2 separate regions of the Homo sapiens genome follow, and region 1 is linked to region 2. A link is a loop called in an ENCODE intact Hi-C map of the cell type or tissue named here. Cell type or tissue: MCF 10A. All regions are shown on one strand. Links, peaks and the distances in the headings refer to the core of each region. The heading gives the core; the rest is flanking DNA. Region 1 overlaps ITGB5 (integrin subunit beta 5). Region 2 overlaps ITGB5 (integrin subunit beta 5).

Region 1 (2,908 bases), core at 95-2,594, 52 kb before region 2:
GTTTTTACTAAGTGTCAAGCCCCATACTAAATATTTTCTGTGGATTATCTCATTTAAATCTCATAACAATCTGTTGAGGTCTCTAAGGTAAGTGTAAGCCAGATTTTAGAGATGCAGAAACTGAGGCCTAGAGAGAATAACTTACCCAATATTATACAAACAGCAAGGGGTAGAGCTGGAATATGAATACAGACAAACTACTTTTAGAGTCTGCATTTGCATTTTTTTTTGAGACGGAGTCTTGCTCTGTTGCCCAGGCTGGAGTGCAGTGGTGCAATCTCGGCTCCCTGCAACCTCCGCCTCCCGGGTTCAAGCCGATTCTCCTGCCCCAGTCTCCTGAGTAGCTGAGATTATAGGTGCCTGCCACCACACCTGGCTGATTTTTGTATTTTTAGTAGAGATGGGGTTTCACCATGTTGGCCAGGCTGGTCTTGAACTCCTGACGTCAAGCGACCCATCCACCTCAGCCTCCCAAAGTGCTGGGATTACAGGCATGAGCCACTGCATCCGGCCTGCGTTTGCGTTTAATATAATGTCTTCTTCCCCATTCAAATCACACTACAACACAGACACTTTACCTTAGGCTGAGTAATAATACCTGTCCCTAAACCACCCTACCCCCATGTCCTAGGGGCTTACCTGAGGATCATGGTAGGTTATGCTGCAGTAACGTAGAGTCTCCAAATCTCAGTGGCTCAACACAATGAACGTTTTTTTTTTGTTGGTTTTTTTTTTTTTTGCTTGTGCAACATCTGATGAGGGCTGAGCTGCTTTCCTTGGCAGCTCTCCATGCAGTAACTCAGGGATCCAGCTCCTTCCATCTTGTGATGCCATTCTCAATTCTTGGTCTTCCAGCTGCCACCAAGGGGAGAGAGCTGTTCTTAAATCCCTGAGCCCTCCCCTCTCCACAAGTCCTCTTTGGTAGCCTTCAGAGCTCCTAGCTCCAAGTTGGGCTGGGTGATAGGAGCAAGTTAGTGTGCTGGTGGCATAGGCTCTTCTGAATCCCTCCAGATCCTTCTGTATACTCTCCCAGAAGCTGACTTAGATCTTTTCAGGTATTGGGAACTGACACTGGTGGAAAAACAGACAAGAAAAAGTTTTAAATACAAATGAACTCTAAATTCTTTAACCACGAAGAGGCACTAGGCATCATCATTTGCTGGGTTTAGCTTCCTCCTGGCGACAGGTGGCCACAGGGACTATTACTACTTTGATTCTGTCTCCAAGGCCCTTTTCAGCTAAGTCTGGGTGTCAAATGTTTTTGTTGAAATTTTGCTGCTTACCAGGAGCAACAGCATCTTAACTGCAAGCCTTAAGCCTTTTTTCAATTCATCTGAAATAGTGATTTTATTTGCTTCTTTTCACCTCTGTCCTAATTGGGCCCTGTCTCCAGACAGATAGGGTGTGTCCCCACTTTCATTCTTCCAAGGCCCTTCCACTGACCGAGACACTAGATTGGAAGCTGGCAGAGAATCAAGGGCTGGCTCTAGGCGCTCAGCATTTAAATATTCAAAGTTATGACACATCATTACTTATTCAGAGCTCACTCTCTAAGTCCTCTAAGGCAGAGCCTGTTGCAGACAGTAAAACTCCTGACAGTGAGTACAAGGCACACTGAAAAGCTACTTGTAAGGCAGGAAGTCCAGTGAAGAATGAGAATGTGGAAGGAAACCTCGGGCCTGAGTTATGTGAAGCTCTCTTCTCTGAGCTGGGGAGGCACACGCAGCGTGGGGGCACACTGTGGCTTGGTGAGCAGGCCGAGCTTTGTCTCCCCACGTCCAGGCAGCACGGCATCCTGTGTCTCCTGGGTTCAAGTGATTCTCCTGCCTCAGCCTCCTGAGTAGCTGGTATTACAGGCACGTGCCACCACACCCAGCTAATTTTTGTATTTTTTAGTAGAGATGGGGTTTCACCATGTTGGCCAGGCTGGTCTTGAGCTCCTGACCTCAGGTGATCCACCCACCTCAGCTTCCCAAAGTGCTGAGATTACAGGGGTGGGCCACCACGCCCAGCCTAAAGTATTTTAAATTATTCTGTTTCTGTTTCTTGAATTGTGGATCCTTCAGGTGGATCCACAGCCAGTCAGTGTATTGGACCTGCTGACATGCCTTCATGAATTGTTTTTCATGCAATTTATAAGCTTTTCATTAGCTCTTCCTTGGAGGTTGTGGGGGCATCCCTGCAGAGCAGTTTTATGTTTGCCGTTGTCGAGAATCTCCAGGTTCACCGTGGGACTAGTTTTTCTGTTAATTTTTCAAATGGAGATGTCTTCACCATAAAAGCAGTGTATTCCAATTGCTCAGGCCTGGAGTTACAGTTTTTATGGGTAATTCATCTCATTCATGGTAGATGGTCAGCTTCCGTGCTGCTTTCCTAGACCAGTAGCTGGAGTTTTTCTGTTTCTGGTTTTAGTAGCACAGCAGCTCATTGTGCTGTTCGGCTTTATGCAGACAGCCCTATTCCAGTGTTCAGCCCTCTGCAGGACTGAGGCTCAGCATCTATTCCTGGTAGACCCTGCTCCAAGCCTGTAGGGCCTCAGTCAAGGCCTGACCCATTGCGGGGGTCCTTGGCATGAGTGCCTGCCCATTTCCTACCTTTTTTTTTTGAGACCGAGTCTTGCTCTGTTACTCAGGCTGGAGTGCAGTGGCGGGATCTCAGCTCACTGCAACCTCCACCTCCTGGGTTCAAGTGATTATCCTGACTCAGCCTCCTGAGTAGCTGGGATTACAGGTGCCCACCACCATGCCCAGCTAATTTTTGTATTTTTAGTAGAGATGGCGTTTCACCACGTTGGCCAGGCTGGTCTTGAACTCCTGACCTCAGGTGATCTGCCTGCCTCAGCCTCCTAAAGTGCTGAGATTACAGGCGTGAGCCACTGCACCCAGCCCCCACCTATTCTTTTAAGTCC
Region 2 (2,908 bases), core at 123-2,622:
CTCTCTCTCTCTCTTTCTTTCTTGTTTCTTTTTTTTTTTGAGATGAAGTCTCGCTCTGTTGCCTAGGCTGGAGTGCAGTGGCACAATCTCAGCTCACTGCAACCTGTGCCTCCTGGGTTCAAGTGATTCTCCTGTCTCAGCCTCCTGACTGGCTGGGATTACAAGCACCCACCACCACGCCTGGCAAATTTTTTTTTTTTTAAATAGATATGGGGTTTCCCCATGTTGGCCAGGCTGGTCTCGAAGTCCTGACCTCAGGTGATCCACCCACCTCAGCCTCCCAATGTGCTGGGATTACAGGTGTGAGCCACTGCGCCCAGCCCACCTTTTCGTTCTGTTAAACAGTCACAGTATACTCTTGAGCTGGTTTTTAACTTCACTACCAAAAGTTTGAGGCTTTTAATTTATTTTATTTTTTAGAACTGTGGTTCAGAAGGAGAGGTACTTTTTTAGTGTGTTGTGTTGGAGCCCTTAATTTTCTGAATCTAAACACAGGAGTTTACACTGATTCCAGTTAAATGACAAGTTGGCAGTTCCCACTCTGGTATTGCGTTCTGATTAAATGCTTCAAAATTGTATCTCAAAGTTTATCTAACACCATGCCACCTGTAAAGGTAGTAAGTAAAACAGTTTTAGGCAGGGCTGTGGTTTCTTCTACACATCATGTATTCTGTGGTTTCCAGGGCTCCCTCCTTAAGAATGGTCTTCCAATTGGGATGGGTGGATTTGAAAGGAACTAAGGGATCAGCTGGGAAAGAAAGCACAAGGTGCATCTGAAGCAAACCAGGAACGTGCAGATACTCCGTCCTATGGGAGGAGGAATTGTACTGCCACACAGGGTTGCACAGACGTGGGTTAACAAGGGAAGCTTCCTGGAGCGGACCTTGCCGTGACACAAGCGTGAGTACACCCATGGGCGTCGTGGGACCAGCATGTCTAAAACTGGAGTTGCCCTGGAGAGTGCAGGACTTAGCAGTGTCATTGCAGAGTAAAGTAGGTGGAAAAATCAGGATTCAACATGCCAAGCATGCAACAGGGATCAACGCTTTCCTCAGCAGAGTGATGATAGGTTGGTGTTAGCTAGATGGTTCTGTCTGGTTAGTAGAAAAAGTTTGGGCTCCATAGCAGGAGGCCTGGGCCTAAGTCCCATCATACCATATCTGCTAGTGTGACTTGGGCATAGAGTTGTTATGAGGAATAAGAGATGTGTGTGAAGCACCCAGTATTTTGCCTGGCACAAAAGGAAAACACACCCAATGCTGGCTCCTCTATGAGTCAGTGCCACACCCCTCTGGGGGGGCCACACCTGGTTCCCCATGTGCAGGAGGGCCCCGCCTTCCCCCAGACAGTCCCCAGGCTTTGCCTAAAAAATTCCAGGGTGGTGGAATGGAGTTTCCATTCCTCTTAGTAGCCATAATAAAAGCTCTAAGCAGCCTGGCAGGCTTTTTAGCAGTTTTTCTTTTAAAGAGATATTAGCAAACGTGACAGAACCATCCCTCCTTCCCCTTCAGGATCCTGAAATAACCCTCTGGTATGTCTTCACCCTAGAAGCCTGCGTGTGTCCATGCAGCCTGGGAGCAAGGGCGTTTGAGTCAGATGCTGTGTGCACGTTTCATCTCCACAGTTCATCAGGCTGTGACCTTGGTTGTCTTGGACTTTGGCTTTTCCTGTCTCCTAAGATGGGCCAACACCATTTGTTTCTGCATTATTTTGAGAATTGAAGGAGAAGACAGAGATGAAGGCCCTGGCCTGGTACTCGGTAGGGAACAGGACCCAGTGGATGTTAGATGCCTCCTCTGTCTTGCTGAGACTGGGCATTTCTCTGAGTACAGAGCCTGGGAGACAGGGCAAGTGGGAGATGGGGTATGAGAGGCCCTCAGTGGGGAATACTGGTCATTTTGGAAACAGGAATATTCCATAGCTGCGTGAAAATGCAGCTTTTTTTTTGCTTAATCATCAGAACCCACAATCCTAAGTTAATCCTGCATTACAGAATTCTGCCAGACTTCATATCCAAAAACCCCTGGTGCTCTATCTCTTTCTCTTCCCTTCACCCCATACAATCCTGCGGGATCGGGAAATGCTCATGTCATGGGGTAGAGAAACCGGAGGTTTGCCAAGCCCTTGAGGCTCCTAGATCAACGATGCCTAAAGTCACTAACTTCCCTGAGGTTGCAGAATGAATGTCTTTTTTCTTCCCCACTGGAAAAGCCATAGACAACCATTAAAGAAAACTTGAAAAATACAGGGAAGTTGATGGATGTGTGGCCAGTTGGTGCTGTCTGTCTTCTTGGTGACCAGGAGTAATTTGGACCATCTGGGAAACCAGACCTCTTTTCACCCAGGCTGTTTCGTGTGCATCACTTCTGAGGCTGTGTGCTCAGTCAAGACCTTGCCAGAGAGTTGGGGGATTAGCCTTAGGTCGAGAATATTCTGAGCAGTAGTAAGAAATTTAAAAATCATCCATAATTTCATCACTCTTATTTTAAGAGATTAGTTTATTTCCTTCTAAACCTTCCTCTAAGTTAGTGTATGTGTGTTTATAGCTGCATACAATTTTGTATGATGCTTTTTTTCCTATAATATTATATCCTAAGGAGCACTTGAAGTCGAATGACTTTAGTAAATCATTGATGAGAACATTTTGAGTGTCTTTCCATTGCACTCCCAACTAGCCTTCTCCACCTCTTCACTTTAAAAGCAACAACTAGTTGAAACGTGACGCTATCCAAGTCTTTCCGGAGAAAATAGTTTCTGGAGTGAGATCATTGTTGTTTGACAATTTGGGAAGGACTTAAACTGAGTCCAGCTCCAGGCAGGACTTGATAACATGTTCATGCAGTGGCTTCTTTCACAGCGTTATAGCACCAGCCCTTCCTTGTCTCTCAAACCTTACAGCTCAGGAGGG

Evidence for each region. A loop is a pair of places that touch in the nucleus more often than their neighbours do. Peaks named below come from ENCODE experiments on the same cell type or tissue, not always from the same donor. Only the 100,000 strongest peaks of a DNase experiment are listed, where the experiment ranks them.
Region 1: it touches region 2 in a loop (2.4-fold over the local background); 19 of 110 quality-filtered maps call a loop at or near these places.

What each region holds. Positions count from the first base shown.
Region 1 is chr3:124,844,257-124,847,164 of GRCh38, reverse strand. All of the region lies in intron 4 of ITGB5 (integrin subunit beta 5), which reads left to right. Among named protein-coding and RNA genes, the nearest start is that of ITGB5, 42 kb to the left of the region's middle. RefSeq lists an enhancer at 1,354-1,853. In MCF 10A, for the core only: no CTCF peak of the experiment used is centred there; DNase peaks (open chromatin) are centred at 744 and 1,474.
Region 2 is chr3:124,791,913-124,794,820 of GRCh38, reverse strand. All of the region lies in intron 10 of ITGB5 (integrin subunit beta 5), which reads left to right. It overlaps LOC124909422 (a long non-coding RNA gene), which reads left to right. Exons shown (of 2, transcript XR_007096043.1): 1 at 1-900; 2 at 1,549-2,908. Among named protein-coding and RNA genes, the nearest start is that of MIR544B, 61 kb to the right of the region's middle. In MCF 10A, for the core only: no CTCF peak of the experiment used is centred there; a DNase peak (open chromatin) is centred at 1,280.